Linked DNA regions of Homo sapiens: region 1 is linked to region 2. A link is a loop called in an ENCODE intact Hi-C map of the cell type or tissue named here. Cell type or tissue: PC-3. All regions are shown on one strand. Links, peaks and the distances in the headings refer to the core of each region. The heading gives the core; the rest is flanking DNA. Region 1 overlaps VEPH1 (ventricular zone expressed PH domain containing 1). Region 2 overlaps VEPH1 (ventricular zone expressed PH domain containing 1).

The links. Peaks named below come from ENCODE experiments on the same cell type or tissue, not always from the same donor. Only the 100,000 strongest peaks of a DNase experiment are listed, where the experiment ranks them.
Region 1: it touches region 2 in a loop (6-fold over the local background); 2 of 110 quality-filtered maps call a loop at or near these places.

Annotation. Positions count from the first base shown.
Region 1 is chr3:157,317,148-157,333,483 of GRCh38, reverse strand. VEPH1 (ventricular zone expressed PH domain containing 1) reads left to right here. Exons shown (of 14, transcript NM_001167912.2): 10 at 16,283-16,336. LOC101928236 (a long non-coding RNA gene) reads right to left here. Exons shown (of 10, transcript XR_007096141.1): 7 at 121-4,288. Among named protein-coding and RNA genes, the nearest start is that of PTX3, 110 kb to the left of the region's middle. In PC-3, for the core only: a CTCF peak has its summit at 6,255; no DNase peak of the experiment used is centred there.
Region 2 is chr3:157,484,909-157,501,244 of GRCh38, reverse strand. It overlaps VEPH1 (ventricular zone expressed PH domain containing 1), which reads left to right. Exons shown (of 14, transcript NM_001167912.2): 2 at 5,739-6,033. The coding sequence starts at 5,896. Among named protein-coding and RNA genes, the nearest start is that of VEPH1, 10 kb to the left of the region's middle. RefSeq lists enhancers at 1,109-1,672, 1,673-2,237. In PC-3, for the core only: a CTCF peak has its summit at 7,393 (motif pointing right); a DNase peak (open chromatin) is centred at 7,424.

The DNA of each region.
Region 1 (16,336 bases), core at 5,076-7,575, 170 kb after region 2:
AGAAACTGTGCTAACTCCTCTGAAAATATCCCAGATTCCTTTCTGATCATGTTGACATTGACTACTTTGTATTCTTAATGTTTGGACATCTAACTTGTATTTGGCAACCATCAAGAGTACCTGGTAGGAAAAAGTTGAGGTCTTCCGAGTGAACTTCCCCTGGCGGATTTTGTGATCGGATAAGCACTGCAAAACATTCCTCATCCCAGAACTGAGTGACACTCATCACTTATTGGAAGGTGCATTCTTCCTAGGGAATACCAAAAATTCACTGGAGAACTAAAAGTATCAATATAGTCATTTAAAGATAAGTTCAATTTTCAGTTAGTTTCATAATTTATATTTTTCATTATTCCTACTTTGGGAAGTATTACTGGCCAAATTCCTGGAAATATCAGAAACAACATTGAAATCAATCCAAAAATATGAACAGCATTGCCACAATAACACTTTTCTGTAATTGTAAGCAGTCAGCCACCCAATCAGAAATGATCCTGATTTGAGTATTGTTTGTAAGCACTGCTCCTCATCTGTGTGTACAATCAGGTGACTGGAAAAGTGATGGCAAATGTCACTCTTCAGATTCACCTCCTTCATAATTAATATGACAGTTTTATTTTTAAGTTTGGACATTGTAAGAATAAGGAAATAATTATTTTAAAATATATGACCATTCCTTACAAGTTGAACACAGAATTGCCATGCCACCCAACAATTCCACTCTTAGGAATATACTCCAAAGAATTGAAAACAAGTGTTCAAACCAAAACATGTACTTGAATGTTCATAGCTGCACTATTCACAATGACCAAAAGGTAGAAACAACTCAATTGTCCATGAATGAATGAGGAGGCAAATGAAATGTAGTATATTCATATGATGGAATGTTATTTAGCCATGCAAAAAAAATGAAATACTGATGCATGCTACAACATGGATGAACCTTGAAAACATCATAATAAGTGAAAGAAGCCAGACACAGAAGGCCACTCATTATATGATTCCATTTATATAAAATATCCAGAATAGGCAAATCTATAGAGACAAAATGCAGATTTTTGGTTGCCAAGAGCTAGGAGGAGGGGAAATGAAGAATAATTGCTTAACAGATGTGGGGGTTCCATTTAGGGTGATGGAAAAGTTCTAGAACTAGATAGTGGTGATAGGTGTACAACATCATAAATGTACTTACTGCCACTGAACTGTACACTTTAAAATGGTCAAAATGGTAAATTTTATGTTACATGTATTTTACTGCAATAAGAATTTGTTTTAAATATATGACTACATATTCTGTGATAAACTCCATACTTAATATGCAGCATATCCTCCACAAATAAACACATACAATTAGTGTAATTATGGAATGGTCTGGGTTAACCCTTCTATGCCAGCAGTAGCCGCAAGCACCATGTACTGGGCAGTATTTTAAATGTTTTATTTGACCCTGTAAGGTACATATTACTATTCCCAAATTGTGAAAGTGGAAACTGAAATATAGAAAACAAAATTTGCTTAAGATCACATAACTGGCAGACCTGAGATAGACCTGAAATTTGAGCCCAGGTTGTGTAGCAGCATGGTGTTTCCTATTAGCCCCTGTACTGTGGGCTGAGCTGACCTTGTCCTGTGATAATAAAGCTTATGTACAATGGAAGTGTGCTCTCAGCTCTCAGAACAATGTTGATAAAGTTTCAGACCTTAAAGAACAGACCATTGTTATTCAAATCTGCAAGTACAACCATATTTCTATTTATCTTATTATTTATTTGCCTGATTATCATTGAACATACACAAACCATGAAAGAGCTGCAAGAAGTGTAATTCTCTCTCAGTGCAAATTTACTGTGCTATGCTAGGCTATTGCCCTGGCCAGAGGTGTCCTGCGGTCCTCTGCAGTCATCTTCTGTTGGAAGAAGAGTTAAATCCAATTTCTCAAATATATCCCGCTCTCCCTGTCTTTCATTCCTGGTGCTAGATTTAGTAAGTGAAGTGAGGTTTGGTTGAATCGTAAAGCAGAGTCTTGGCCACAAGGCATGCATGGGGCTGAAAGAAGTAAAGAATATCATAGGCATACGCAATGGGGGTAAGAAGTGTTGTATGAGAAGAGACTAACTAGAATAGAATGTCAGTCTCCCCCAAGGATCACCATACCACCTCAAATCACACTGTCCTAGGAGTGTGGCTCACTTGCATTGGATAAACAGAGCTTCTGTATTGCCGAACTCCAGACGGTATCACTTACACTGTGGCCTGTGGGAATAATGTCCCTCCTGGACTCATGTGGTGGAAAGCCTGTGTGGCTGTTAGCAATGGCCCTGCAGATGAGCCCCAGCATCCTATCTGAAGGGATGAAATTTTCAGGGCAGCAAGAGCTCCAGGACAGATGCAGTTCTTGGCTGCAAGTCATGTTTCATCCATCCAGCAAGATCCATTCAGGTGAACACAGGATATCCATGCACAGGGCCAATCTCCGGATAGGAGAGCACTAGCAGCAGCTAGGTAGGATTCAGAGGTGGCTTCTATTCCAACAAAAGGATGGGGTGGGTCCCACCAGGATAGAAGAATGAGGACCCATAGCTTACTGTTTATGTATCTCCATCTTTGTTTATTCCCAACCCAGACTATTTCCAGCCTGTTAACATAGTGGCCTCGGAACCTCAGTTAACCACCAGGCCTGCCTCCCTTGGTTCTGGATGTGGCTGGGGCAAAACCTGCCATGGGAAGGAGATTGCTGCTCTTGATAGGTGGCGAGGGCTGGCATAAGCAAGACAAGGCTCCATGATCCCTACAGCTGGAGCACGTGGTCTTTTTAGGCTCCTTACTGAAACTTAGTGCTTGAGCTACCCCTTGCCTTTTTGCCATCGAAATCCTGAGAAAGACCCTTCATTGTTTATCCCATTTGCTGCTACTTCTATCAACCCAGAAGTCCAGTCCAGGACTCAATAATAATGAAGTGTTTTATGATACAGTTTTTTCATACAGAACAATCCCAGTTACTATGTGGCTGCTCAGATGGTTGCGTGTTCATGAATGTGGAAGGCCCTCTCCTGGGGGCAACAGCTCAACAGCTTTCTGCTAAGAGATTTCCTTTGAGCAATAAGCTATCATACAGTGCAGATGGGTTTTAAGTATTTCAACTATTTTCAAGCAGGCCCTGGGTCATAAATGCCTTCATCTTGACTTTCTAATTTCCAGATTCCCTTTCACAAGAGAGGGTTCTCAGTGAAGCAGAAAAATTGACTATAGAGGTCTTGCTAATCTCAAAACACTTTATTTAATTTCAAAGTGAAGTTGTTATGATGTAAAGAATAGGGAAAATTGAACTGTGAGCTTCTTCATGCTTTTAAGAGTTTGGGATCTAAAGACTTGAAAGAAAAGAAGAGCTTTCTGAGTTGATTCCATTGCAATCCTGTCTATTAAAAGAGAGACCACCACTCAAAGTCCATTCCAGCTCTGGGACATAAGATTTTGAACTGACACCTAACATCAGAATTCCTCCACAAGGCAAATTTCTGAGCTTCTAGAGGTTCTGGGGACAATAAGACACTCCTACAGCCTCTGTTGAATTAATGTTGCCTTCTCATCCCGAAGTTCATGCTACCCTGTGGACCACTGGGAAATAGTCAGTTGAGGCAGAGGTAATTCAACTCTATTAAATTTTTACTTTAGTTTTTCGATGGATCTTTCTGTTTCCTTCAATAGGACAAAATATATAACCAGCTGTTTCCAATTTACTGCTAGAAGGTTGAGTTTCTGGAAGCTGAATAACATTACTAGTCATTATTTTATGACTTTTCATCTGAGCAGCAGTAAGAAAGTGAAAGTAAAACTAATTAATCAGAAATAGTAAAAAAAAAAAGGCAACTCTGTTTAATATTAATTATGATGATTGATGTCATCATCATTGGATTTTAGGTCACATAAAAATGAAATAAGTTATACATGAAGACAACTTGAAAGAAGCAATAAATGAAACTAAGATTTCAAAGATATATTGACCTCTATCATGTAAAGCATGAATTTATAGAAAAATAATTTTATGATTATGACATTTGCTTTTACTGTAGATGTTCTGGTTTCCATGGCTAACCTGACAGAGGCAATTTATTTCCTTGAGTTGTTCTTCGATTCCTGTTGCCTTCAGTTCAGGTGGTTCCCACTGGAAAACAGTAATATCTTGAGCTGGGATTTGATGGGTCAATCACTTGGGCTTCTCTCAAGAGAGGTTTGGGCATGGATGGGAATGTGCCACATAACTCATTCAGTTATACGATAAAGATAAAAACTGCAATAAATACCAAAAGCAAATTATCAACAAGTCTCTACATACAGAATAAATGAAAGTGATATATAATTTATAAGATTTAAATCATTAAAAATAAATGGGTATAAATTAAATCCCTCTTCGACTTAAAAGGGGGGACTAATAATTGCTGCTTCATCTAAGCATAACCTATGTAAGCTGCAGAGTATAACGGGCACTAGAGTCAAACAGTCTAGATTTGTCTGGACTGCCAGTTGCTAGCCATGTGACCTTAGATAAATTACTTGACATCTTTGAGCCTCAGATTCTTCCACAAAACTGGAAGTGTCTACTTCATTGGCATGAGTATTAAATGGCAATACACACATAAAACTCTTAGAACATTGCCCAGTACTTAAAAACTAATCAATTAATGTTAGCTTTTTTTATCTTCCTGCCACGAAGCTTTGAATAGAGCAAAATATCAAGCCTTTCCTGAGCTTCCTGGTGGCATTCCTGCAACATTTCTGTGCTTCTGAGCCTCAAAACGACATGTACATCAAAAGTCTCACTTGCACATATCTTAACAGTCCTAGGACTTTGGAGACGCTCAGAGAGCAAGTGATGGTTTCATGCATTGTTATGAGGTTTTCTTTCTTGCTGGACCTTCTACTTGTGCCCTGTCCCCAGAGAAATTTATTCTCATTGTATAGAATGGGATTTTGGCTTACACATCATTATTAGCTGTGTAGTAAGTTCATTTTAAAATAAGCAATTAGGTGAACATTTCAGGACACTGAGCAACCTAGATGCCAAGGGTCATTATGCAGTCTCTTTCCTCTAATTAAAATAGCATTACAGCAACATTCAAACATTTCCACCTGGCCTAGGGATCCTTTTTTTTTCTTTTTCCATATACAATAGTAGCAGTAACAGTGATCATGATAATGAACATTATTAAACACATGCTCTGTGCCAAGCACATGTCTGTCTGAGAGCCTTACATGAATTAACTCTTTATGCTCACATAACTAACTCATTCCACTTTGTCCAGCACTTTCCTAGTGACAGCACTGGAAGACTTGCATTTCAGGAGCCACTCTAATCTCAGGCAAATCGGGATGGCCGGTCACCCTAAACAACACTTAGAAATAGGAGCTCTTATTAGTGTTCCCAATTGAGCCACAGAGAGGTTATGTAACTTGCCCAAAGACACACAGCTGGTAAATAGGAAAGTCTCGCTCCAGAATCTGTGTTCCTAACCACCACCTTGGAGAAGAATTGAACTTTGGATAAGGGATCAGAGAAGTTGGCTTTAGAGTGGCTTCTGAGAGGAAGGGCTCTTTGTTCCCTCTCTCAGGGCAGAAACATTGCTTGTGAGAGCATCCAAGGCTCTTCAACACCTGATTTGAATAGGTTAATGGGCAAGTCGTACTCTGTTCTTTAATAGTAACATAAAGCAGCAAGCAGGCACAAGTTTTTAACAGTTTTCATATAAGAAATTTGCAAGTCTATATGCACCAAGGGACACTACATACCACTGTGTGTTATTTGATTTCGCCCTCACATGCAAACCCTCAACGTCCTCCTACAGCTCACTCCCCATCCTCTACCCTTTGCTGTGTGACTCTTATAAGTGTTTCTAAAGTTCCCTGATTCTTTAGGACAAGATTTCTTTCTCCACCTGAGTCGTCTTCTTCACTGTACCATAGTTTTATTCTCCATGATTACTTTTTCACTTATTGTAATATTATAAAATTTATTTTATATTACAACTTAGATTTGCAGAGAAAATGTGCCATCATTATGTCTAGAGCTGATCAAGAGCAACCAACCACTGGGTAGTGAGGAAGAAAATTAAGAGTCCCTGCCTAAAGTTAATCCCAACTGCTCATTTGAATGGTACTTTAGGAGACAATCTTTCCTTTGGATAAAAATGTTCTTTCTCTCATCTCTCCTATGCTTATCTCCCTAAGGTGGCATCTGGGAGCATTAGGAAGTGGCTCCTGCTCCCTTGTGGTGGTGGAAAGCATTAATGTCCCTGGATAGGGGTGTGGTGTGTCTTCTTGCCTGAAGGATAATGGTTTTTTTTCACTCTACACATGGGCCGGTCCAGGGGTCTCCCTTGCCAATCTGACCTCATCTCAGTGCCCACTGGTGTGAGATGCCCCTCTTGAGTCCTGGCTTGGACAATTCTCTCTGCAGTCTACTGTGCAGAGCCACACCATACTCCTTGCCTCACTATGGTGAATTCTCTGAAATGCTGACCAGCAAGATCCTCAGCTACTACTGGCTCCACTCTACTCCATAACAGAGGAAAGAGTGACCATGAAAGCTGAACCTCAGAGATTCCTTTCTGTCTGGCTTCAGGAGCTGTGCTTTTAATTAAGTTGGCTACCCTGTGTTGGTGCTGAGGGCCACCTGGGAGTGAATCTTCAGCGGTGACCATTGCCCATGGTGTTACCATAATGTATCTAATATACTTCTCCTTCTCCAGGCCAAAGCCCAAATGTGAGGGAAGTCAGGACCCACTTCTGATGGCTTTACACTTCTCTGTCTCTCTCCTTCTCTCCATAATTTTCCTTGCCAGAACTAAAACCTGTTCTCTTTTACTTGTTCCATTCTATATTCTCCTACCTAACAACCATAGAACTGACCAAGCTGTCACCCTCTTCATACTACAGGTCCTACAATGTATATCCTCCATGTTCAGGAATGATAGGCTAAAGGGAGGTAAGGAAATTTAGAAAATTCCTTCTTGAGACAAAAGCCTCACTTGCAAGGCTATTATCTTGCTGCATAACCCAATTTTGGCAGTTAAAAAAATTAATTCCATTTTACTTTTTTGGTACTCCTATAACTGTTGAATATCTACTCTATCACCATTCCCACCATCACTCGACAGCCAGATAGGTGGAGACTTAACTGGATTCAGGCAAAGGCTATGTACTCAGAAGGCAAAAAAGAAAAACATATTTAAAATCATAAATGTTAGCCCTGTTACATGGTAATTAGTGAGACATCATTTAAATTGTTTGCTTAAATCCCAGGATACAAAAGTAGTGCTCAAAAATCACTTGCATTCCTATACACCAACAACAGGCAAGCCAAGAGCCAAATCATGAATGAACTCCCATTCACAATTACCACAAAAAGAATAAAATACCTAGGAATACAGCTAGCAAGGGAAGTGAAGGACCTCTTCAAGGAGAACTACAAACTGCTGCTCAAAGAAATCGGAGATGACACAAAGAAATGGAAAAACATTCCATGGTCATGGATAGGAAAAATCAATATCATGAAAATGGCCATATTGTCCAAAATAATTTATAGATTCAATGCTATTCCCATTAAACTACCATTGACATTCTTCACAGAATTAGAAAAAACTATTTTAAAATTCACCTGGAACCAAAGAAGAGCCTGAATAGCCAAGACAATTCTAAGTAAAACGAATAAAGCTGGAGGCACCCAATTTCAAACTATACTACAAGGCTACAGTAACCCAAACAGCATGGTACTTGTACAAGAACAGACATACAGACCAACAGAACAGAATAAAGAACCCAGAAATAAGACTGCACACCTATAACCATCTGGTCTTTGACAAACCTGACAAAAATAAGCAATGGGGAAAGGATTCCCTATTCAATAAATGGTGCTGGGAGAACTGGCTGGCCATATGACGAAAATTGAAACTGGACCCCTTCCTTACACCTTATACAAAAATCAACTCAAGATGGATTAAAGACTTAAATGAAAAACCCAAAACTATCAAAACCCGAGAAGAAAATCTAGGCAGGACCATTCAGGACATAGGCACAGGCAAAGATTTCATGGCAAAGATGCAAAAAGCAATTGCAACAAAAGCAAAAATTCACAAATGAGATCTAATTAAACTAAAGAGCTTCTGCACAGTAAAAGAAACTATCATCACAGTGAACAGATGATCTACAGAATGGGAGAAAATTTTTGCAATCTATCCATCTGACAAAGACCTAATATTCAGCCTCTACAAAGAACTTAAACAAATTTACAAGAAAAAAAAACAAACAACTCCATTAAAAAGTGGGCAAAGGACATGAACAGCCACTTCTCAAAAGAAGACATACATGCAGCCAACAAACATGAAAAAAAGCTCAATGTCACTGATCATTAGAGAAGTGCACATCAAAACCGCAGTTAGATACCATCTCACACAAGTCAGAATGGCTATTATTAGAAAGTCAATAAAACAACAGATCCTGATGAGGTTGTGGAGAAAAGGGAATGCTTTTACACTGTTGGTGGGAGTGTAAATTAATTCACCCATTGTGGAAGACAGTGTGGCAATTCCTCAAAGACCTAGAGGCAGAAATACCATATGACCCAACAAACCCATTACTGGGTATATGCCCAAAGGAATATAAATAATTCTATTAAAAATATACATGCACGTGTATGTTCATTGCAGCGCTATTCACAATAGCAAAGACAGAATCAACCTAAATGCCCATCAGTGACAGACTAGACAAAGAAAATTTGGTACATATACACCATGGAACACTATGTGGCCATAAAAAAAAAAAAACAAGATCATGTCTTTTGCAGGGACATGGATGGAGCTGGAGGCCATTACCCTCAGCAAACTAATGCAGGAACAGGAAACCAAACACCACATGTTCTCACGTATAAAAAGGAGCTGAATTATGAGAACACATAGAGGGAAGCAACACATACTGAGGCCTGTTGGAGGGTGGGGAGGAGGAGAGAGAGCATCAGGAAGAATAGTTAGTGGATGCTGGGCTTAATACTTAGGTGATGGGATGACCTCTGCAGCAAACCACCATGCCACATGTAACAAATCTGCACATCCTGCACATGTACCCCTGAACTTAAAAATATGGGCACAGTGGTTCATGCCTGTAATCCCAGAACTTTGGGAGGCTGAGGTGGGCGGATCACCTGAGGTCAGGAGTTCAAGACCAGCCTGGCCAACATGGTGAAACCCCATCTCTACTAAAACTACAAAAAAATTAGCCAGGCATGGTGGCGCATGCCTGTAATCCCAGCTACTCAGGGAGTGCTGAGACAGGAGAATCCTTGAACCTGGGAGGTGGAGGTTGCAGTGAGCTCAGATTGCACCACTGTACTCCAGCCTGGGCAACAGAGTGAGATTCTGTCTCAAAAAATACAGATAAATAAATTGCCTGCTTTAACAAATAGCACTTTTTCATTGTATATTTTTAAATTATGTAAGTAATACATAAATATAAACTGATAAGGAGAGAATTAAAATAATACAGAAGTATATGAAGTAAAATGTGCATGCTCCTCACCCCACTCCCACTTCTCAATATGAAAGTAATCACTGTCGATGGTTGATCTATAACTTTACAGACCTTTTCTTATGCTTTTATATATGTTTTCACATAACAATACAAAATTTTTATTTTTTTCCTCAAAATCAGGGTCAAAGCATAGGTCTTTGTACACCTATGGCTTGTATATTTCTGAATATATAATTACCAAATTTGTGTTATTAAAGTAATCACTTGCAAAAGAATTGTTTTATTCTCTGGATAAGTCAAAACAAAAGCATCCAACATGCCCATTTGACAACTGGCTGGATTTTTGCCACAATGGGGAAATGAGCATAGTACTTTTGCTCTGGGTAGGGACGTCCCACACATATGCATGTGATATAGCCAGGGGCCCACCAGCTGCTGTAAAGGGAACACATATTTCTCAACTAATACTGTTGTAAATAGAACTTAGTAAACACTAGGCAAGTCCTCTTTTCCATTACCTACGTGTCCTAGATTCTCAACAAATGAGAGATTTGGCAGTTTTTCCTTCAGTGCAGGTCAGTTCAACAACTCACACTTCTGAACACCTTCTACAGAACCGAGCTCTGAAAACATCAAATGATTAAAGCAGTGTCCACTCATGAATAATTATTTGATGTAATTTCAAACAGTTATTTCAAATTCATTATTATTTTTGAGAATCTAATTTTGTTTTTACCTTAAAATATCTTTTCTTCTATTTACTCCATCAAAGTTATGAAATAATTGCTGTTCTATTCAAAACTTCTAAACTTTAACTTGGAGGTGAGGAGGAATAGAGTTTTAGTCTAAAATACTAATATATTTTACAAATCACATGGAATCAAAGTTTTACAAGTGGTCCACACTGGCTTGTGATGCCTTCTTCCATTTTTTTCAGTCAAAAGCAATGGTATTTTAAAGTAATGAGTTTGTTCTGCACTTTTTCCCCAAATTGGAACTTATGGTTGACTTCAAAAACATACTTTATTTTACCTACTTTTGGAAAGCTCTCATCAGACAAATTACCAGTTCCATTTTCTTCTACTTTTTTTTCCTGTCCAATTTAGGACATTCATACAATTAAATGACAGTATTATTTATTCATTGCGTCAATGTTTTGAATTTTTTGTCTTTGAAATACAATAAAGAAGAATTAAATGGAAAATGAAGGAAATTGCTTCAAGGGTTCCTGTCACGCTAGTGTCAAGTAGGCAGAAGAAAACTCCTCCTGTTGTCATCTAGCTTGTCGTGAGTGCCAAGTGCAAGCCCTCATAGCCCTGAGCAAATGTCCAGCCCTGCTCTGGACAGCCCTCACAGACACATTTCTTCACAGGCCTCTGTAGGCCATTAGTAAATTGTAGAATTTCAGAGATAAAAATTTCATTTCTAATACGAAATTTCCTCAAAAAATCTAAACATAGAATTACCATATGATCCAACAATGCCACTTCTTTGTATATACCAAAAAGAATTTAAATCAGAGCCTCAAAGAGATATTTCCATACTCATGTTCATAGTAGCATTATTCACAGTAGCCAAAAGGTATGAACAGCCCAAATGTCCATCAACAGAAAAATGAGTAAACAAACCATGGCATATACATACAATGGAAAATAATTCAGCTTTAATAAAGAAATGAAATTCTGACCCATGCTACCATGTGTATGAACATTGAAGATATTATGCTAAGTGAAATAAGCCAGAACAAAAGAACAACTATTATATGATTCTACTTGTATGAGGTACCTAGAGTAGTCAAATTCATAAAGACAGAAAATAGAGTGGCTGGTTGCCAGGGGCTCAGGGGAGAGGAAGATGGGGAGTTACGGTTTAATGGGTATAGGGTTTCAACTAGGAAGGATGGAAGAGTTCTGGAGATGGATGGTGGTGATGTTTGCACAACAATGTGAATGTATTTAATGCCAGCGAATTGTGCACCTAAAAATGGTTTAAATTTTAAACCATATTATCCATAAAGTGGTAAATTATATAAAACGTAAAACATAAATTATATGTTTTATATAATTTACCACAATAAAAAATCATTACCCTCATGGAGCTCACAATCTAGGAGAGAAAGTTAATAAGCAAATTAAAATGTAAAAATCATTTAAGTAGATGAGCTTTTTTTGTTTGTTTGTTTGTTTGTTTCATTCTGGATCAGCTTTTGGTCTGCTCCCACTTTAAAGATAAGAAACTCAAGGACAGAGAGGAAAAGAAACACAATCTACCCATAAAACTCTGTCCGAATCCTCAGCCAATGCTCTTTCTATTGAATTATACTTCTTTTTGAGGTACTTCTATTACCTCTGTTTTATCTGAGCCATTCACTCATGTACTAGAAAGAGAATAGGCTCTGGCATCTGGGTTCAAATTTCAGCTCAGCTGCTTCCTGGAAGTTTGATCTTGAGATTTCCTCTTCAGTAAGATGGAGATAACAAAGCCTGCTTCATAAAGATGAAATGTAATTGGTTACACTTACATCTGGGTACAAAGTAAGGAGTCAGTGAAAATTAGTTCCTTTCCTAAATCTCTCAAAATGGCTTCTCTGAGTTTGTTGTTTATTTATAAGCTATGTTCAGTGTGTAAATACTTATAGTCTGGCAGTTTCAGCAAACATATTCATGTGTTTGAGCTTTTATAAATCATTGTAGAAATACAGTTTCTACAATGCTCAGTTGAACACCCTGGGAAATAAGCCAGATACATTTATCTGACCTTTATTTCACTGGGAGGGAAATTTCAAAGGATAAGTTTTGTAAAGAATTCAAAATGAGACCTAATTTATTCTTTTTTTCCAAAACATAAAGCCAATTCTTTGATATTTCTACTAGCTATTAAAAAATCAAAGCCATATTCCATTTTTAATCTTAAGACACTTATCTCTAAACCAAAAAATATATATATATAATGGCATAGGTTATGAGTGGCCACCTGAGAAATAGGTTATAAGTGTCTAGTCTCCCAAGAAGAACGATGTGTTTCTCAGATACTGTCTAGTGAATGCCTTGCAGGAATAACGGCATATAAATGGCATCGTGGAGGAGGAGTGGCAGAAGAAACAAAGAATTCCAAAATGATTCTTAAAGATTTTGACTCAAAGAAGACCAAATATTCTTGTATTTTTGTATCATGTCTTTAAATTTATTTATCTGTGTAATATATTTGGTATTTTAACACATAACACATTATATTGTATAATTACTTATGTTCATGTTAACTTTAGTCTTTATAAAGACCAAACCAAATCCTTTGATTATTAGAAAAAGAAGCCACATTCCAATAAAAATAAAGAAACTACTCTCAGATTTGGTTGAATATGGAAAGCATTCTATATTTAAGACAGCATGACTTCTCTCTTCAACATTTAGTCTAGAAAAATGAATAATCCTTTTGGCATCAATTATACAATTATATAAGTAATATTTCAATGACTGAGATAAACTAAACATACTATCTGGAATTACCTTAAACATTTATGTTTATGTGATTGCTTTCAGGGTTCTCTACACCTAAAGTGCTTGTTTCTCTCACACTTTAAGTTCAAAATCTTGATCATTTTTCAAAGTATACCTCAAATATCTCCTTCTCCATGAAGCCTCCCCTTGTTCCCCAGTCAGAATGAGTTGCTTATTTCTGTGAGCAGTCATTATTATGTGTCCCTCCATTATCTCATAAACTTAAAACAACTTATAACCATTGTTGTAAGTTCAGATGTTTCTCCCATTTGGCTGCAAGCTTCTTAAGAGCAGGACCATCATCATGGCCCCTATTGCTCTCAACACATATCTGACACTCATCCATTCATTCATTCATCCAACAACAATTTATTGCATTCCTGCTGTTTGATACTATGGAATAAACAGGAGGGAAATACAGGAAAAATTAACAACTAAGTCTTAATGTCATGGGGAGAATTTTGCAAGCCAAGAAAGCTCTGAAAAAAATAAGGATAAAAATATTGGTACAGACCAGATGTACTGAAAGCATTCACAGAAGCCTTATATCACAGAACTGATGTATTTTTATAGCCAGTGTATATGCTTCTAAGTTAAGAATCTCTCTCTTATACTACTTTGACCATTTTATGTGATCTGAGACTCCTGTGGGTTGTGTATAAAAAGCTGGTAGGCTCAGAGTGAGTGAAATAAATCTAATCAATGTTTATTTTCAAAAGAAAACATGAATTGGCAGTAAAAATTTAGAGGGAGGAAAAAGACAGAAACTATTTTTTCATGATAAAGGCCTAAAGTCCAACTTACAACTCTCAAGCTAACTACATGAATTCTTGGAAAAGAAAACTTGTTTCCTTTTGAAACTTTCCATTAAAACAAAACATATTGCTATCTCAATATATATGTTACACTTAGATTTATTTCAAATACCATTTTTTGTATGTGCTCTTGAGATAATAGGTTTCCTATTTCTTTACCATAAATTAAATTCAATTTTTCCGAGCATATGTGCCAACTTAAAAAAAGTATATCATTGTCAAACAATTTCTGATAGGGCAATTTTAAGTTGATATTATGCTCCATTCTATTCTCCCAGGTCTTTCTCAGTGCCAGACCTCCTGGTCTTGTCCACTGAGGCTTCAAGCACTCTTTACATCTCATGATTCATTCGCCCACAGAATACAGACATGATTTCTGATTTTATACAAGAACACTGTATGTTCAACTTAAATCTTTTTAATTTCCTGAAACAATTACCTTCACAAAAACTAGTCCTCTTCTGTACCAATGTTTCAGAATCACAGAAAGCTATTAATTATTAACATTTCTGTATATATCTCTAACTTGCCCTGTCACATTATTGTTTGGTTTCCAAGACCTTCTCCTCTAATCTCTCATTGGCCGCTCTAAGATTTTTCAAACTTTTCCTGAAAGCCTGTCACTTCCTTCATACCTGACCTCTGATAGAGCACAGACAAGTCTTCCTCCCCCATTCTCTAGAGAATTCAACAACACTCTGTCTTAGGTGGGGACTGACTCTGTCGCCCGTACTAGGATCCTTATCAGCTTTTATTATTTTGTTTGTTTGCTTTTAGAGACGTGGTCTCACTATATTGCCCAAGATGGCCTTGAACTCCTGGGCTCAGGGATTCTCCCACTCCTGCCTCCCAAGTAGCTAGTATTAACAGGTGTGTGCCACTGTGCCTGGCTTTTCTCATCGACTTTCAACTAACTCTAGTCCATTTCCATTGTAAGAGTAGGGCATACTGGATCACTGAATCTATTAATTTTCTTTCTTTCTTTCTTTCCTTTTCTTTCATTCTTTCTTTCTTTCTTTCTTTTTTTTTTTGTTTTGTTTTGTTTTTTTGGGACGGAGTATTTCTCTGTTGCCCAGGCTAGAGTGCAGTGGCATGATCTCACCTCACTGCAGACTCCACCTCCTGGGCTCAAGCCCACCTCCTGCTCTGCCCCCCAAGTAGCTGGGTCTATAGGCAGATGCCACCATGCCCAGCTAATTTTTGTATTTTTTGTAGAGAAGGGGTTTCACCATGTTGTCCGGGCTGGTTTCAAACCCCTGAGATGAGGCAATCCGCCCACCTTGGCTTCTCAAAGAGCTGGGATTACAGGCATGAGCCACCATGCCTGGCCTCTATTAATTTTCAAAACATTTCACTTAAAATGTCAGATTAATTCTGAAACAAAAAATACCCCATTAACTATCAGTATGACTCTACAGATTAAAAAAATCCCCAGTATAGTAGCGCCTAAAACATTCCAACATGGTATCAGCCCTGCTGAGTTCCAATCCTGGCTCTGCCACAGATTGAGCAGGCTTGAGCCATTTTTTCTGGATCTCTGAGCATCATTCATCATTCATCTCTCCAGACATTAGTCATCTATTAATATTTATCTCATGTGCCAAGGTTATAAGAGGGAACAACACAGTCACAGTGGTTCACTAGACTGGCTTTCTAATGTGCTGTTACCTCATCTTTATAACAGAAATAATACCCATCTTGTAGGGTAAAATTAAATGAAGTCAAACACATAACACATGTGGAAGTCAATTAATTATAATGTTTATTATCCAGTACTTAACACAGTGCCTAGCCCATAGAATCTCAACCCATATTTGCTTCATTCATTCATTTATTCATTATTTCTTTCTCTACACATGGTGCCTCACCACCTCTACACCACTCACCCACTACTTCCTTGTCCCTAAAGGATAATCTCATTAAGACTCCCAGCTGAAATCCTTCAAGGCGAGATGACCTTTTCAAACCCGACCAGTACAGTTCACAGGAAGCTACACCTCAGCCAGAGTTATTTTGGAAGCTATCTCTGAGGCCCCTGCACAACCAAGAGAACAGCATCCATGGTTCATGGCAAGTCATTTACTACCCAGAAAATGCCTGGGTTTTCTTAATCCATTTGTTTATTTTTCCCAGGTTATCACTTCAAGGTATCCCATCAGATGAAAATGATATAGTATCTCCCATTTTATTGGTGAGAGGGTTTTCCCCCCATGGGAGTTGCTGAGTCTTCAAACATTGTTAATTAAAACAATAATAATAATAATTTAAAATCTTTATTTAAATCTACTTTCCATGAAATGGATCCCCTCTCAAATATATAGTTGTTTGTAGTTATTAGCTCACAGTTTGAAAACTGAAGGATATTTTATAAAGGCATTTGTGTGTTGAAGTATCAATATAAAGTGTAACTCTGGAAAGACCATAACGTTTAACGCTATATGTATTTGTTTCTAGACACTGTGAGAAGTTGTGTAGCAAAGTTGTTCTTCACCTGCTCCCTGAAGGGTC
Region 2 (16,336 bases), core at 5,867-8,366:
ACAGATGAAAAGTGAACAACCCAGAGGTAAGGACAGGATGACTAAGATAGAGAAAGGACAACAAAGATATAAATATGGCTCAAATGGAAACAACCTAAACATCTTTAGCTCTGTGAACCCAATTTAGTGAACAGTACAGTCATGTATTAATTTTTAAAAGGTATGGCATGGGGATGTGTTAACTGGTGGACCATCTATAGGAATAATAGTACTCTTAAGGATATGATTGCTGGCACTTTTTCTGTGGTTGCCATATGCCAGGCTCTGTGTTAAATGTTTTATATCATCTCCTTAAACCTCCCAACAACCCATATCACAATCCTCAGGAGCAAAGGAGGAATTCCAGGCTCAGGGAGTCTAATTAACCTGCCCACATTTACACTGCAGGTAATGGCATAGCTGAGCTTGGAATCCAGTTGAGTCTAGATTCCCATACTCTTATCACTCTGCTCTTCTTACTGGAGTTCCATAGAGTGTCCAATTCAGGACTCTACACCCTTTAAAAAAATAAAACTGGATAAAAATCTAGGGATTAAAAATCAGTAATAATGAATAGAGGATTAAAAGGGAAGGCTAAAGCAATATCATCTATTCCATTAAAAGACGAAACTTCATTAGTATATTGTAAATTAGAAAAACTACTAATGAAAAAATACAGCTACTCATGAATGACTGGATTCTTGATTTTTATAAAGGAATTCTTCAAGGGGATAGTTCTCCAAATGTGGATGGCATAAAAATATGATTGATCACCAACTGTCTAGGCAGATTTACGAGGTCGTTCTCCTGGAACATATGACCTGGTTTAACTGTGGCCACCCTGACCACACCCTTTGAGTAGACACACCCTAGTGAGCACAAAGATGAGATTATCTGCAGGATAGCTGCCTGTACACATTGCCAGAAGTGAGATGATTTGATATAGCTATAGATCTACCACAGGAACAGACGACTTAGGGGTCGAGAAGAATGCAGTCTTAAAAACCTTGCTTTTTAAAGTGCACTGTTAACTGTTTAAAGAATAAAGGAAGGTTCCAGTGCCCTTTTCTCCATCGGAGTGTCAGTAGATTAAGCAGGATAAACCTTTTGCCTGAGTGTTGCTGCAATATTTAAAAGTACAAATCCAATATTTCTGGTCCACGTGGATTTCTATGAATAGCTTCCCAGCAAATAACGAAAAAAAGAGAGTACGTATGTTGTGAAGTTTGTTCTGTTTATTAGCAACTTCCCGCATACTTCAACTTTCAACAATTTTACTCTAGAGGCAGAGTAAAGGGATACTTTCTTTAGGAGGTGACTCTTACTGGACGAACACTCAGTGTTTCCAAAACGTTTGTGAGATCTCAGGGAGAGGGAAGTGTTAATGAAGCTGCAGTTCTCTTCTCCTCCCCTGGAGCTCTGAGAGGTGGCTCCCTACAGCCATTCCGTTCACCTGCTTGAGTTCTGTTGAAAATTGTTTCCTGCGTGGCTCGCCCCCGCCCCCCATTCTTCCCTGGGAAAGTATAGATTTTCACGAACACAGGGAGTTCTGTTTTCTCTGTTAAAAACAACTCTCCTTTACTGGAGCAGGCTTTGTGTTTCACCTCAGGAAACAGAGCGTTGCACTGGGAGGTAACTCCGCTGGGTGAGGTGCAGCCTGTCACCTGACCGGTCTCTGGGGCTGCCGGTGGCATCAGGCTGCATTCCTTGAATTCTTCCACCCGGCACCGGCTCCGCAATGAACAACTTCAGGTTCACTGAGCTGAGCGGATTCCACTCGCTGTGCCCTCGGAGCCTGCCTGAATCTCCCGCCCAGTCTCAAACCATGCAGCTGAGTAACTGCAAGGGCGCCTTTGAGGAGTAGCACGCAGGTAAAGTCGAGTTTGCGCGGGACAGCTGTGACTCCCTGAAATGTGCCACGTTTTGCGCCATCATTTCTGTTTTTGTGGTTTCTGTTTCTCCCTACAGAAAGCTGATTCGCCAGCAAATACCTGCCAAAAAAAAAAAAAAAAACTAAATAATGAGAAGGTGGGCCTCAGATTAGAACCCCTTAAAGATTAGGGAAGGAAATTATGAAGGAAGCAAATTAAAGGCTGTAAGAATTTTATAAGCCAGCTTTTAAAAATCATACAAAAAATATGAGATTTTGGAGTCTGGCCTACCTGAATGTGAATATTGGCTCTGTGTGTAACCTTGGGCATGATACTTAACCTCACTGGTCCTGTTTCCTCTTAGGTGGTAATATCTACCTGCAGAGTTGATGGGAGAACTAAAAGAAGAAAGCATCTAGTGTCTAGCAAAAAGGTTGATGTGTAGAAAGTATTTTGAGTATGTGCACATATGTGCATGTGTGTATATGGTATGCTTGTGTGTACATGATACATGTATATGTACACGTGCACACAGGCCACAGGACTATGACATTCATAAGGGTAGGGAGTTTCTCAGAACATGAGGTAGAATTTGATCTGGCTTTGACCTTCCCTGCTATTGCAAAAAGAACAGCAGGAGAAGCCAGACACCTGAGCAAAATATTAATGAGAGCTGCTGAAAAATAAATAATGTGCCTTGCCAGTCCTTATTTAGGAAGGGATGTGCAGCATGTGGAGGTACTCATTGGATGAGAGCTGATGGGAAGGGAGACAGCTCAATAATAATTATCTCACACAGTCATGAATACAACTATCCTGGGAGACCAGCTGCCTTCAATCCTGACTTGGCAACTTACTCTTCAAGTGCCTCTGCTGGTGGTTACTTTCCTCTCTAAACATCAGTTTTTGATTGCATGGAATTGTCATAAGAATTAAGTGGCTAAGTATGTGAGAAGCACTGAGATAAGTACCTGACACATGGCAAACACCCACCAAATGTCAGTTGTGCCATTATTTTATAAAGGGCTCGTTTACACTTTATCACCTGTGACCCTCAAAACACCCTGATGAAATAGACGAGGTGTGTATTAGCCCCATTTTGCAAATAAGAAAACCAAGTCTCAAGAAAGGAAAACAACATGAACTAAAGGTCCTATAATCGCTGAATAGCTGAGCTGGGACATGACCCTTGGTTCCTAGATGAGCAGATGACTTAGTATGAACTCAGCACAAGTGCACTGAATAAAACCTGTAAAAATCTTAGCTATCCTAAAGGTGCTTCTCAAATACCATTTCCTCCATAAAGCTATTCATTATCATCTTCCCCTGGAAGTGACTTCTCTCTCCCTTGTACTTCCCCAAACTTCTTTTTGTAGTATCCAGGAGATTTTTCTCTTGGTCACTCCCATATTGTAGAAGGTGTTTTGAAGATCACAGTTGAAAACGTGCAAAAGAGCCCTTTGAAAAATAATGTGTAAGTCTCACCTCTCCCCACTCCACCCCTATGTTTGTGAAAGCTTTCCTGTATGGCTGTGTGTTAAACAACTTGATGTTTCTGTTTAGGGCCCAAAGCAATGTTTTGCATGTGATGGGCCCTCAAGAGTAAGAGCTGAAGTTGGCAGCATGAATGTGGGACTCCACACCAGGTGTCATGTAAATGTGGAGTGTGCAGAAAGAGCCCAGGAAAAGCCTGGGGGTGCTCCTCTGTACCAGCACGTATTACTGCTCCTTCTTGGAGCTCCTGAGCATCTATGACTGGGGCAGTTGAATGTACTTCATGGAGTGCCACATGTCCAACAAGCTGACAGGTCAGGTGAAGTCATTTCCATCCAATTTTCCTGAATATTATTTTACTGAGACTCTTGTCACTGTAAATATCTGAGCCTGGGAGGAAAATGTGTTAAGAGAAAAATGTAGGAAAACACTGTGCTGATTTTCCTTAGAGATATTGTGATTCACCCTCCCACATTTCCCAGGGTGCGAACTACTTTGCAGTACCTCACTGTGCTCCACCTCCCTCTGAAAGCTTACCACTCTCCTTTGCTCTTCCTCCAAGCGTCTTCTCCTGTGACTGTCTTGCTCTCTGGTTGCTCTAAATCTCAGGGCATAGAATGGGCAAGGATCCAGGAGCAGTGTAGAAGGGGAGAGGAATTCATTTTCTTGCTTGATAACCCTGCTCACACCTTCATCATTAATATTAATAATGCTCTGAGGACCTTTACTCCTAACAGTAGCCTCACATTTTACATGGAGTCAATATTTCATAATGGTTATGAACTTGGAGTCTAGCACTACTGGAGTCTCTGGGTTCAAATTCCAGCTCTCCAGTTTTGTAGCTGCATGGCTTTAGCAGTTATTTAACTACCTCAGGTTGCTCACCTACAAAGTGGGGATGACATATTTTCATATAGTTATGAGGATTAGATGAATTAATATTTACAAAGTGTTTATGCCTGGTACATAGATAAAGGCATGTAAGTGTTAGGCTTCATTTTTCAAAAGCTGGTAGATAGTACAAAAATTGCATATAGAGAGTATTTTCCTTAAAATCCCTATGACTCATGAATTGTACCACTTACAATACTACAGATAGCTTATTTAGTTGAGTGTGTAATGAAAGCTTTGGCTTGTATTTTGAGGCCATGGTGTTTGAAGAGTATGTGTCTTTAAACTTGCACTCAACACAAAGAGGTGCTCTCACAACAATAGCTCAGAGGAGAGGTCTGAGACTACCCAAGGAAACAATAGATTCTCCTCTCCCTTTTCACACTCTTTCTGGCAAACCATTCAGAGTAAAATGCTAGGTAGAAATGCCTATTACTTGTATTAAATAACTCACTCTTGGCTCTCACTAAGCATGTGGCTACATTTGTAAGCTACCCACATGTATGAGGTGATTCCACTCTACTGTAAACTGTGAGGGAAGTGCACTGGACTGAAATCAGTAGACTATCCTTGCCACAGCTATTATGGGGCCTTGGGGCAGTCATTAAACCTCACTGGACATTAAATGATTACTAAGGTCTCTGCCAGTGCAAATGGTCTGTGATTTTATTAGGCCCAGAAGGGAGCTGATGAGAATAATCAGATGTCTAATTTGTGCCATTGCCCTCCTCTCTGTAGACTGTTAATTGGGTGAGAAATATAGTGGGACTTTATTACTTCAACTGGAATAGAGGGAGAGTTGCCTGATCCCAAAGCCCTCCTCTTTAGCCCACATGGCAAGGCTATCATGTTCATTTCAGTGTTAAAGTTCATCTTCATGTTCAGTAGAGATTTATCTAACGCCATTCTCCTAAGCAGCATCTTTATTTTATTGCTACTTGATTATAGAGTACGTAGGAGTAGGGTAAGTACTGAGGTCACCTTTTTGACTGACAGAGCAGGGAACTTCTACTGCTAGCGTAGCAAGGCAGCCCAACCAAGAGGTAAGCACTGGTTTCTGTGTCCAGGTTCTGGAAGAAAGGGTTCAAGGAAGTGGGTCTAGGAGATGTTTCCTATGCTCCCTCTTTTCCTTTTGTTCTCCCTTTCTGTTTGATTCCCATGAGAATCTTTTTGAGGAAAATCTGGCAAGTGTTAGGCATGATTGTTGTTTTTCCTTGTGACATGGAGAGAAGAGAAGGATGTAGAAAGGAGAAAAGCGTAGGGCTCATGTTGACTTTTAAAGTTCAAATTAAATTCTGGAGAAACCTAGTAATTTTTGACAAGACTTTTTGAGACAAAAACAAGGAAAGAGTTCATTTAAAGATCATTAAGCCAGGATCTATTAGTCTAGGCACATGTTTCCAAGTTTCTTTTTTCTCTCTCTCTCCGCTGGACACTGAGTTCACATTCTGAGCTTATGCCATTCTGCCAGTGGCTACATTGTGTCATTTGTTTCCCTTGCAGAGAGTGTCAATGAAGACCTCAAAGTCTGGAGAAAAATGACCTTTCATGGAATAAGAAGTATACCTCCTTCTACATGTTTTTGTCTTACTGACCTCTGATAACTGGAACACATGACTCTGGGTCTGTAGAAAGTCAACTGATCAAACTCATCCTCACCATGCATCAACTGTTCAGACTGGTTTTGGGACAAAAAGATCTTTCACGAGCTGGGGACCTCTTCTCCTTAGATGACTCTGAGATTGAAGACAGCCTTACAGAAGCTTTGGAGCAAATTAAGATAATTAGCTCATCTTCAGTAAGTAAACTGGTTTATAGACTACATCTCTGAAATGGCCTGTCCTAGAGCTAGAGATTTGTTTATATCCTGGCAGAAAGATCTTTGCAGGGGAAAGAGGAAATACCACTAATATTGGTCTCTCTTAATCTGCTCTGTGGTTTTGTTGGCATCTAAGAAATATCAGTAGGGAAGTCATGGCTTAGTAGGGGGCAGTTAGATCATCTTTTGCCCACTCACAAAGACCAGAATTCTGAAAATTGCAGAGCAGCATGGAATTCTCACAAAAATATTATTTAGGGGCTATTTTTATGTCCTTGAAATGACACTGAGAGGAGAGGGAGCCAATCCAGGGAAAAGCAGACCTGCAGAGCAGCATAACAGCATCAGTAAACAAGAGCAGGGTGTGTGTGGGAGGCTGAATAATGAAAGAAGGCAGGATGACACCTCCTGCCACGCAGGTAATATGAGACAAGGACAACGATCGCTTTGCTGCCAGAAGTGACAGTTGCCCAGGACTTAATAAGGCTGATTCTGTTTACTTCTGTATTGTCTCTATTTTTATCTTTCCCTTGCTTCTTTTTCTACCCACCTGCATCCCTACTCCCTGGACCTGCCATTTAATTCCACCCACCCATTATTAGTCCCCAGTGTGATCAGACAGATGTAAAACCTCCCATCAATACTTGCATTCCTTCGCTTCTCTTCAATGTCAAGATTATATATTCTGAAAGCACTTCCCAAAGGGGATGGATGTGGAGTGCCCAGTGTGGTTTCATGTTGACCTTCTTGATTGTACTTGGACCCTCCATGAGACTGGTCCCACTTCAAAGGCCTAGGGCCACCAGGCATCCACCCACATCCTCCCAGCTCAGCAGTGTTAGCCAACACTTGGCACAGACACTCATTGGAAAGATGAAAGTGGTGGGACTCAAGCCATACAATACTGAATTGGCAAATGTGTGCATATTTCAGAAACAACAGCGCTCTTCTGTGTTACAAAGAAGATATATTTAAAAGGTATACTGGCAACCCGTGCAGCCTCCTCTTCAAGCCTATTTTCTCTTGCTGGCTGCCATTAACATGCTGAACTCCCCCCAGTGACCAATGAAGTCACTGCTCAAAAAACTCTTCTTTTCTCAGGTAATGTCTTTGATGGCAATTACTCATCCACATCTTTTCCAGAACATTAATCAACTTAGGTTGACGCAAAGCACAACATGTTCCTGGTACATTTTCATTTTCTGGGTAAGATTTTTGTCCTGTTTTCAGAAACCCCTTCTTTCACACTCCTCTGCAAATCAGTTGGCTGAAAATTACACTGGTTTTCATCTTCTTACTAGGAAAACAAAACAAAACAGTAATCAAAGATCACATAAGTTCCCTAAAGCCTACTTCCACTAGAGGTCACTAGTGGCCAGTTATTTATTTTGTTTGCATCATTAATTGCTTTGTTTCACAGACATCAAATTCAGAATTTTAGGACTGGTGACTCAGTTCTATTATATAACTCCACTGGTTAGCCATTAAGGCTGGCAGGTCCCTTGTCATTAGGATCATCGTCCATTCATTAAGCTGTCCAAATAGCATCTCACTCTACCAGGAGTTCTGGAGAGCCAGGAGTTCGTGTGTCTTCTTCATCTACTAACTTTTACCACATCTTACTTCTTCCATTTCTCTATCTGTAACCCTCTCATGGAACAGAAGAAGAATGGTAGCTTGTAATTTACATATATCAAGTTTGAGGTTACCAATGCCAGCAGCTCCTTATCTTCCTTTTCTGATTAGCACATGGAACCACCATGCCTGCTCTATGGCTTACATCCCTGTTAGCTGCGTCCCATCCTTCCCTCAGATCCAGCCCCAGCTATTCCTCTCTAGGCCTCTCCTAATGACCTTGGATCTCAGTAATCAATTCCACTTCTCAATTTCTCTTCAGAAACGTAGAACAGGAAGGGATCGTCTAAATTGCCCCTTCCAACTTCCAGCACAGAAGATTGCTGAAAAATAGGTGGCTTCTCCTGCACTTGCAATGATGCGAATATGGTGGGTTTCTAATATTTTTACCTGCTTCTCAATTTTCCTTTGGTAAATTGTCCCTTTCCATTGCATAAAACCTTGATGGCATCTCCATCAAGGTTCCCTACTCATGAGTGCCCACTACCCTTCCCTATCAGTGGTGGGGGAGAGAAGAGGTGAACACCTGGCCCAAGCTTGAAAATCAGAAGTTTTTCCCCAGTAGTTTTAAGAAAGATATCAGCAGGGGGTGATTTATCATGAGGACGGTGCCCCAAAGAAACAGTACTTTACTTCCTCCCTCTCTATCATTGTAGCTGCCTTGATCACTGCTCCTTTTAAGGCCTGGTACTTCACTTTCTCCTTCAAATAAGTGGGCCACCTCTAATCTTCTTCTTATAGCTATTATTATTATTGTTTGCTGTACTTATTCAGACTTTTTCTGTTGCTTATGATCAAAGAACCCTGACAAAGAGAGAGCATTTTCATTGTTGGGAGTTCAAATTGTTAACATGTTCCTCTGCTTAGCCAGATGAAATCTTACTTTGTACTTTCTACCTGTTGTCTCTGTTCTGTTCTCTGCCCCCAACAATCAAAAGAGTCTACCCTCTGTTTCTACAAGAAAAACTTTAAACCTTTTGAAGATAAGCACCAGGCTTCACCTCTGGCTTGTCTCATCCCAGCTAAACATCTTAGTGACCTTGGGTTTTTCCATGACAAAGAAGGAGCCTGTGTCTGGGAAAGGTTACAGCACCTCATGTTGTAGCCATCAACTGTCAGATCTGGAAAACTCAATTTTGTTGGTACCTGAGAAATGCTATCCAAATCATGCTATCCAAATACAAGACTTGGAAATATAAATTAGATTAAAACACGATGTACTGATTTACAATGAAAATTATAACTCGTACGGATCAGAATTCTTGTGTGTTTCATGCTGTTCTCAAGTCTGTTTACTCAGTCTTTCTTTGGATAAGAAATACTTTTATTGATTAGGTTTCTTCCTCCTCCATGACAATCACATTCCAGCCCTTCCTCCCTGAGATTACATCTAACTCACCTGCAAAGTCACCCATCAAAAGATAATGTCTTGGTTTAGGCCTGTACTGGCTAATCCCACTCATATGAGTGGACTTTATTGGTTTAATCCTCAAAGGACAATCTTGTTTCTGCATTGTTAGAGAAGGCTTCATTGAAGCTCCCAGGTATGGCCTACACTCTTATCATTCTGCTTACCCTCCTTTGGAATAGTCCTAATTTATTATTGTAATTTATCATTGCCCAATACTCAGACCAATTGCTTAGAACAACTACTAATACTAGTCAAATATTCTATGTTTTTAAAAAATCAGTTGTCCACATTTATCTTGTGATGTGCTAAGGCATTCAGGTTGAATCAAGACTTGTAATTAGATAAGTTTAAATTTTTTAAAGTGTATTCTGCCACATTTTCAACATTGCAAAAAAAATTATTGTCTTTAAGCCCTCATTCCAGAATATGTCTTTTAAACATCATGATTCTGTCAAATATATTACTTAGCACTTTCAGCTTTGTGGAATCCAAAAATGTGGCAAACAAGCCTCCAATCCTTCCCCCAAAGCCACTCACAAAAATAATTAAACTTTACTAGATTTTACTGTCCAGTCCATGTCCTCTTTTTCTACCAGTTACTACAAAATACTACTATGAAATGTTTTGCCCTTATGTTTCACTTTGAAAATGTGACTACTCAACTCAGTATCCTCTCCAAGTTCCCAAACATACCTTTAAGTTTTGTCTTTTCATTTCAAGTCCTTTCTAGACCAGTTTTACCTGATAATCACTTGTACTAACTTGGCTTTCCTCCCAGGCTACTCCAAGAGAGATTGTCTCATCCACTCATCCACTTCTCCCACCTTTCCATTGGTGCTCACCTCATGCCCAACCGATCCACCCGCCTTCCAGTTCTCTTTATTTTTCTTTTAACAATGAAACACACCAGGCACACAGAATCACCCACTTTAACATGTTAGGTACAATTGAAAATCCCTGCATGTCTCTTTTTAATCCAATTCTCCTCCCTCATGCCTCCCAAGGTAACCAATATCCTCCTTGTGGTATTTAGCTATGCATGGTTGCTTTTTGTTTTTGTTTTTGCTACACATCCATGGTTCCAAAGTGAATTACAGCATAGTATTTTGTATTTTTAAACTTTATATAAATGTTGTCATAGGGCTCAAATTACGTTTTTGAGATTTGTCTATATTGGTACAGGTAGTTTCAACTCATTTATTTTTGCTGAGGCAGAGTATTCCCTTATGTGAATGTGCTACAATGTATCCATTCTTTTTTTGGTTTATATTTATTATTTAAACAGTGCTACAGTAAACATTGTTGTAATTGGCAATTTTGGCCAATTATTTCTAAAGTTCTAAATACTTGTAATTGCCAAGTATTTCTAAAGTACACAATTAAAAGTGAAACAACAGGTTTTAGGGTTTTGTGTATTTGCAACTTTGTGATATACCAACAAATTGCTTTCCAACAGGGATGTGCCAGTTTACACACCCAACATCAGTGTATGAAAGTTCCAGTTGCTTTATATCCTCACCAGTGCTTGCTTTTATCAGATTTTAAAAGTTTTTTTTAATCTAAGTGAAGCAGCATGTAATTGTTTAAATATACACTCCTCTCATTATTACCAAGGTTGACCATTTTTTCATATGCTTATTTGCTGTATGCCATTTGTTTTCCTCTGAAGGAAGTGCCTACCACTTTACTTCCAGTGAAGTATCTGTTTATGTTTTTTTTTTCTTTTTTCTTTTGTAGTCTTAAAATCTTATTTTTATTAACTTGGACTATTTTGTATATTCTTGTATTAGTCCTTTGTCACCTATGCAGGTTGCATATCTCACTCTGATACACAGTTTATCTCTTACCTTGTAATAAGTCTTGATATCTGATAGGACAGTATTCCCACCCTTCTTTAACACTGCTTTGTTTTTTTCTGTTCTTTAATAATTTTATATTAAGCTTCTCCTGTTTTCTGAATAATTCTATCAGTATCTTAACTGGGTGTTATTATAACTATAGATTAATTTGAAGAAAATTAACATCATTATGTACTACTGTCTTTATATCTATAGACATTACATTTCTATCCCTTTATTTATATGTTTTTAAATGTTGCTCAAAGAGGTTTTATGATATTTTTCCTAAGAATGTTAATATTATACATCTTTTGTTAAATGTATAAGTGTTTTATATTTTTTTCTGAGAATATAATAATATTCTTTTTTAAAATTATATTTTCCAATTCTATTTTCAGTTGGTTATAACATAAATGATTCTTGTATGGTGATCTTATGTTCAGCAAACTCACTCAACTCTCTTACTAATCCTAATAATTTGTCTATATACATTTTCCAGTTTATTCAACAAATATTTATTAGTTGTCTACTATGTTTCAGACACTGTACTGGATGCTAGGATAGAAGGGTAATCAAAAAAGACAAAAAAAAAAAGCCCTCTGACATCATCCATTTAATTGGGTAAGACAGAAAATAAACAAATAAATAAGGAAGATATGTAGTGTATTAGAAGATTATAAGTAAGTGCTATGTAGAAAATTAACGCAGAGGGCAGTGACAGGATATCGGAGGCTTGAAATTTCAAATAGGGTGCACAAGGTAGTCCATACTGAGACAAAAGCTGACATTTAAGCAAAACTTGAAGGAGATGAGAGAGCAATACTTTTGGGTACCTGGAGGAAATCATTTCAGGCAGAGGAACTATTAAGTACAAAGGTCCTAAGGCTGTAGACTGGAGTTTCTGAGGTCAGTGTGGCTGTACTGGAGAAAATCATTTCAGGCAGAAGGACCATTAAGTACAAAAGTCCTGAGGTTGTAGGCTGGAGTTTCTGAGGTCGGTGTGGCTGTAGTGAAGGGAACAATGTGGAAAGGGAGATGAGGTTAGGAGAGAAGTGGAGGCTGGATTGTTGGAGTCTTGGGCAGCCACTGGAGAGTTCTGAGCAGAAGTAACATGGTCTAATTTTTCTATTCCTGTTTTGGGAACAGTCTGTGGAAAGGCAAGAGTGAAATCAGAAAGGCCAGTTGAGTGGCTACTGAAATAATTCAGATAAGAAGAAGCAGAGGTTCTGACCATCATGGAGCAGTGGTGGTGGTAAGTGTTCAGATGATCCTGGATGTATTTTGAAGATAGGACCAACAGGATTTGCTGAAGTATGTGCATGTGATGAAGAGGGGGAGGTGGGGGGAAGGGGGAGAGAGAAAGAGAGAGAGAGAGAGAGAGAGAGAGAGAGAGAGAACGAACTTAAGATTTTTGGCCTGAAAAACTAGGATGATAAAATTGTCAATAATTAAGATGAAGACGACCAAGGAAGGAAGGAATTTGGAAAGGGAGGGTGAGGGGAAGGGAGTGTAGGAAGAATCACGAGTTCCACTTTACATGTGTAAAGTCTGAGCTGTCAGAATTCTGAGTGGAGATGTGCAAGTATTGTATGTATGAGTCTGGAGCAGGAGAGAAGTCTGGGCTGGCCATTATAATTTTGGAACTTGTCAGACTTGAGACTGAGCGAGATCACCAAGGGAGTGAGTGCAGACAGAAAGTAAAAAGTCCAAAGACTGAGTCCAGTACTCAGAAGTTAAGGAGATGATGAAGGACTAGGAAAATAAACTGAGAAGAAATATCCAGTAAAAAAAAAAAAAAAGAAAGAAAGAAAGAAAGTCAGAAAATCATGGTTTCCTGAATGCCAGGTGAATAAGCTGTTGCAAGGAAAGAGTGATGTCAAATGCCACTGATTGGTCAAATGAGATTTGTCACTGATTGGTCAAGACTGAGAATTGACTGAGGTTCAGACACATGAAGGTCATTATGACTGGACAAGAGCAGTTGTCACTGGATGGGTCAGACTGAAAGCCAGATTGGAGTTAGTTTCAGATGGTGGGAAGAGAATTGAAGAAAATGAGCAGTGACAACCCTGGGCATTTTCCCATAAAGATCAGAGAAATGGGCTGGTATTTAGAAAGAATGAGATGGGGAGAGAGGAGAGAATCAAGAAAAAAATATGTTTTAAATGGAAGAAGCACATTCCTTGATTATTTTTTATGTGTAAGTCATCACTTTAAAATAATTATAGTTTTGTTTCTTCCTTTCCAATCCTTATTCTATTATTTGATTTCTTTGTCTCATATCCTGACTAGCTCTCCAGAACTAGATTGACTAGAATGAGTTATCCTTCTCTCTTTTTATTTAAAGAGAATTTTCTGACTTTTCAGTGTAAGCATAATGTTTGCTCCAGGCTTTTGGTTAATGCTCTTTATCAGATTAAGGAGGTTCCCATTTATTCCTGTTTTTCTAAGAATTGTTTAATTTTATCAACTGATTTTTCTATCCTCTTGAGATAATCCTATTTTCCCCTTTAATCTGTTAATGTGGTGAATTACAGTAATAGATTTTTCAAATATAGAACCATTATTGTATTCCTGGAGCAAAATAAAATTTGTTGTTTATTTTAATGCATTTTAAAATTTGATTTGCTATTTTTAAAGTAGTTTTAGAACTATGCTTATATATGAGATTGGTCTTTAATTGTCCTTTTTCCACTGTCTTTACCTAGCTTCGACATCAAGTTATATACAGTAGTTTCATAAAATGAGTTGAGAAATGTTACCACATTTTGTTATCTGCAAGAGTTTTGTAATATTGTGACCTAATCCTCAAAGATTTCATAGAACAGTATAAAACTCTCTGGCACTATAAATTTGTGTATTTTAATAGATTTTTAAACTACTGATTCAATCTTTTTGAGGAAAATTAGGAATTTTGCTTCAGTCACTTTTGGTAAAGTATATTTTCTAAGCAATTTTATATTTTATCTGAGTTTTCAAGTTTATTAGCATCAAATTGTTTGAATTATTATTTTTTGGCAGCTTCTGTATTCATTGATATCTTACCCATATTTTCAAAGCTTTGCCTTCTACTTTTTAAAGTTTTGATTTATTGATCATCTGTATAGGATCATTTCAAAATCTTATTAATTTCTTTTTAAGTCTTTACTACTTTACTTTTTGTACTTTCTGTAGCTTTATTCTGCTGTTCTTTTTTTTAGTCTCCTCAATTGTATAATTAGGTTATTGATTATTTTAACTTTCTTATTTTCCAATATAAGCATGTAAGACCATAAATTTCTTGCTAAGTAACATTTAGTATCATTCTACAAGTTTTGAGATATGTTTTTATTGTAAATTCTAAATATTTTCTTAGTTTTATTGTGACTTCCTCTGACTCACAAGTAATTTAGAAGTTAGTTTTAATTTCCCCAAGAATTTTTATAATCTTTTTGTTGTTAAGTTAAATCTTAACTGCATGTAGTCAGAGAATGTGAACTGCATGGTATCAGTTATTTCGAAGTAGTTGAGACTTGCTTTGTTACAGAGTTTATGGCTAATCTGTGTAAATTATAATAGCTAATACTTATGTAGCACTTATTGTGTGCCAGAAACTGTTCTAAGAGCTTTTCACATTAATATATTTATTTAAGTAAATTTTTGAGATAAGTATACTAATATTCCGATTTTATAGATGAGGAAACAGACATAGAAAGGCTAATAATGTAACTTTACCAAGGTTGTATAGCTAGTAACTGGTAGAACCAAAAATCAAGCCCAGAATGTGAGTTCAGAAGCTATTCTTAGCCACCAAACTATGCTGCCTCTTTTTTTTTTTTTTTGAGTCAGAGTCTTGCTCTGTCGAGTGCAGTGGTACAATCTTGGCTAACTGCAACCTCCGCCTCCTGGGTTCAAGCAATTCTCCTGCCTCAGCCTCCTGGGTAGCTGGGATTACAGGTGCCCACCACCACACCTGACTAATTTTTGTATTTTCAGTATAGACGGGGTTTCACCATGTTGGTCAGGCTTGTCTTGAACTCCTGACCTCGTGATCCACCCGCCTCGGTCTCTCAAAGTGCTAGGATTACAGGCATAAGCCACCGTGTCTGGCCTATGCTGCCTCTTTAAATGTTTAATATGTGCTTGAAAGGAATGTGTATTCTCTAATTATTGGATGTCTTAATATCTATATTATTGGATATTAAATATGTTGATTAAATAACTCTTGTTAATGATATTGTTCAAATTTTGTATATCCTCAATAAGTTTGCATTTGTTTGGACCATCAGTTACTAACAGATATGTTTTACATTTTCCATTATAATTTTGGGTTTGCCAATTTCTCCTTGTAATTTTGTCAAGCTTGTTAGGGGCTTTTTTATTATGTATGCACAAGTTAAAGATTGTTATTTGTTTCTTGGAGAACTTTTCTTTTCATTAGTATATACTGAGCATTTTTATTCCTAATAAGTTTTGCCTGTTTTCTTTGGAGTAGAAATATCTATTTTTTCTTTGTCTGTCTTTTTACTTTTACCTTTCTATGTCATGATGACTTTAATGTAATTTGTAAATGTTATATAAGTAGATTTTTTAAATAATCAAAATAGAAAATATCTGTCTTTTAATTGGTAAATTTAGTCAACTCATACTTATTATGATAAGCGATCTATTTGGATGTATTTCTTCATTTTATTTGTGTTGTATTTTCTGACTTTTCCATGTTTATTTTTATATTTTTTCTGAAAATTTTTAATTGATTGAGTTTTTATCATTTTATTTCCTGCCACTCTTGGGACTAGTGGGTTGAAGATTATATATTCTATTTCTATTATTTTAATATAGTTGCCTTTAACATTTTAGCAAACATACTGATGATATTTCATCAATTCTAAGATAGACATTTTCCCATATTAAAATCTCTGAAATAAATATGTGTTTTATAATTGATGACAATCTTCCAATTGCTGTTGGCCAGGCAGTAGTCATACATAGTTGTCATGGCCTACATGTGCAGGAACTTGTCATATTGTTCTTCATATTGTTACCATTCTAACTGAATTAGATACCTTGTTGTTCCTACCAATGTTGAGTTAAATATCCATTTAAAATGTTTTCAAAACTACTAGACTATAATGTGGCACTGAAACAGAAACTTATTGTGTATGCAGAAAGGCATGCAGAATAGCATCATGGTATATAAGTTTTATATTAGTTAACCAATCATTGGGGGAATGACAGCAATTCCACATTTTCTTGCAAAATAATAACTGGGCACTATATGGAACCTAAAAAAGAATATAGTTTTTGTTACTGAGATATTGGTAAAAGATCACCTACCTATTACACTATAATAAGTAATACAATTGAGGGCAGGAGAAATGGACAATTCTCTTAGCATAGATGAAAGAAATTTCAAGGA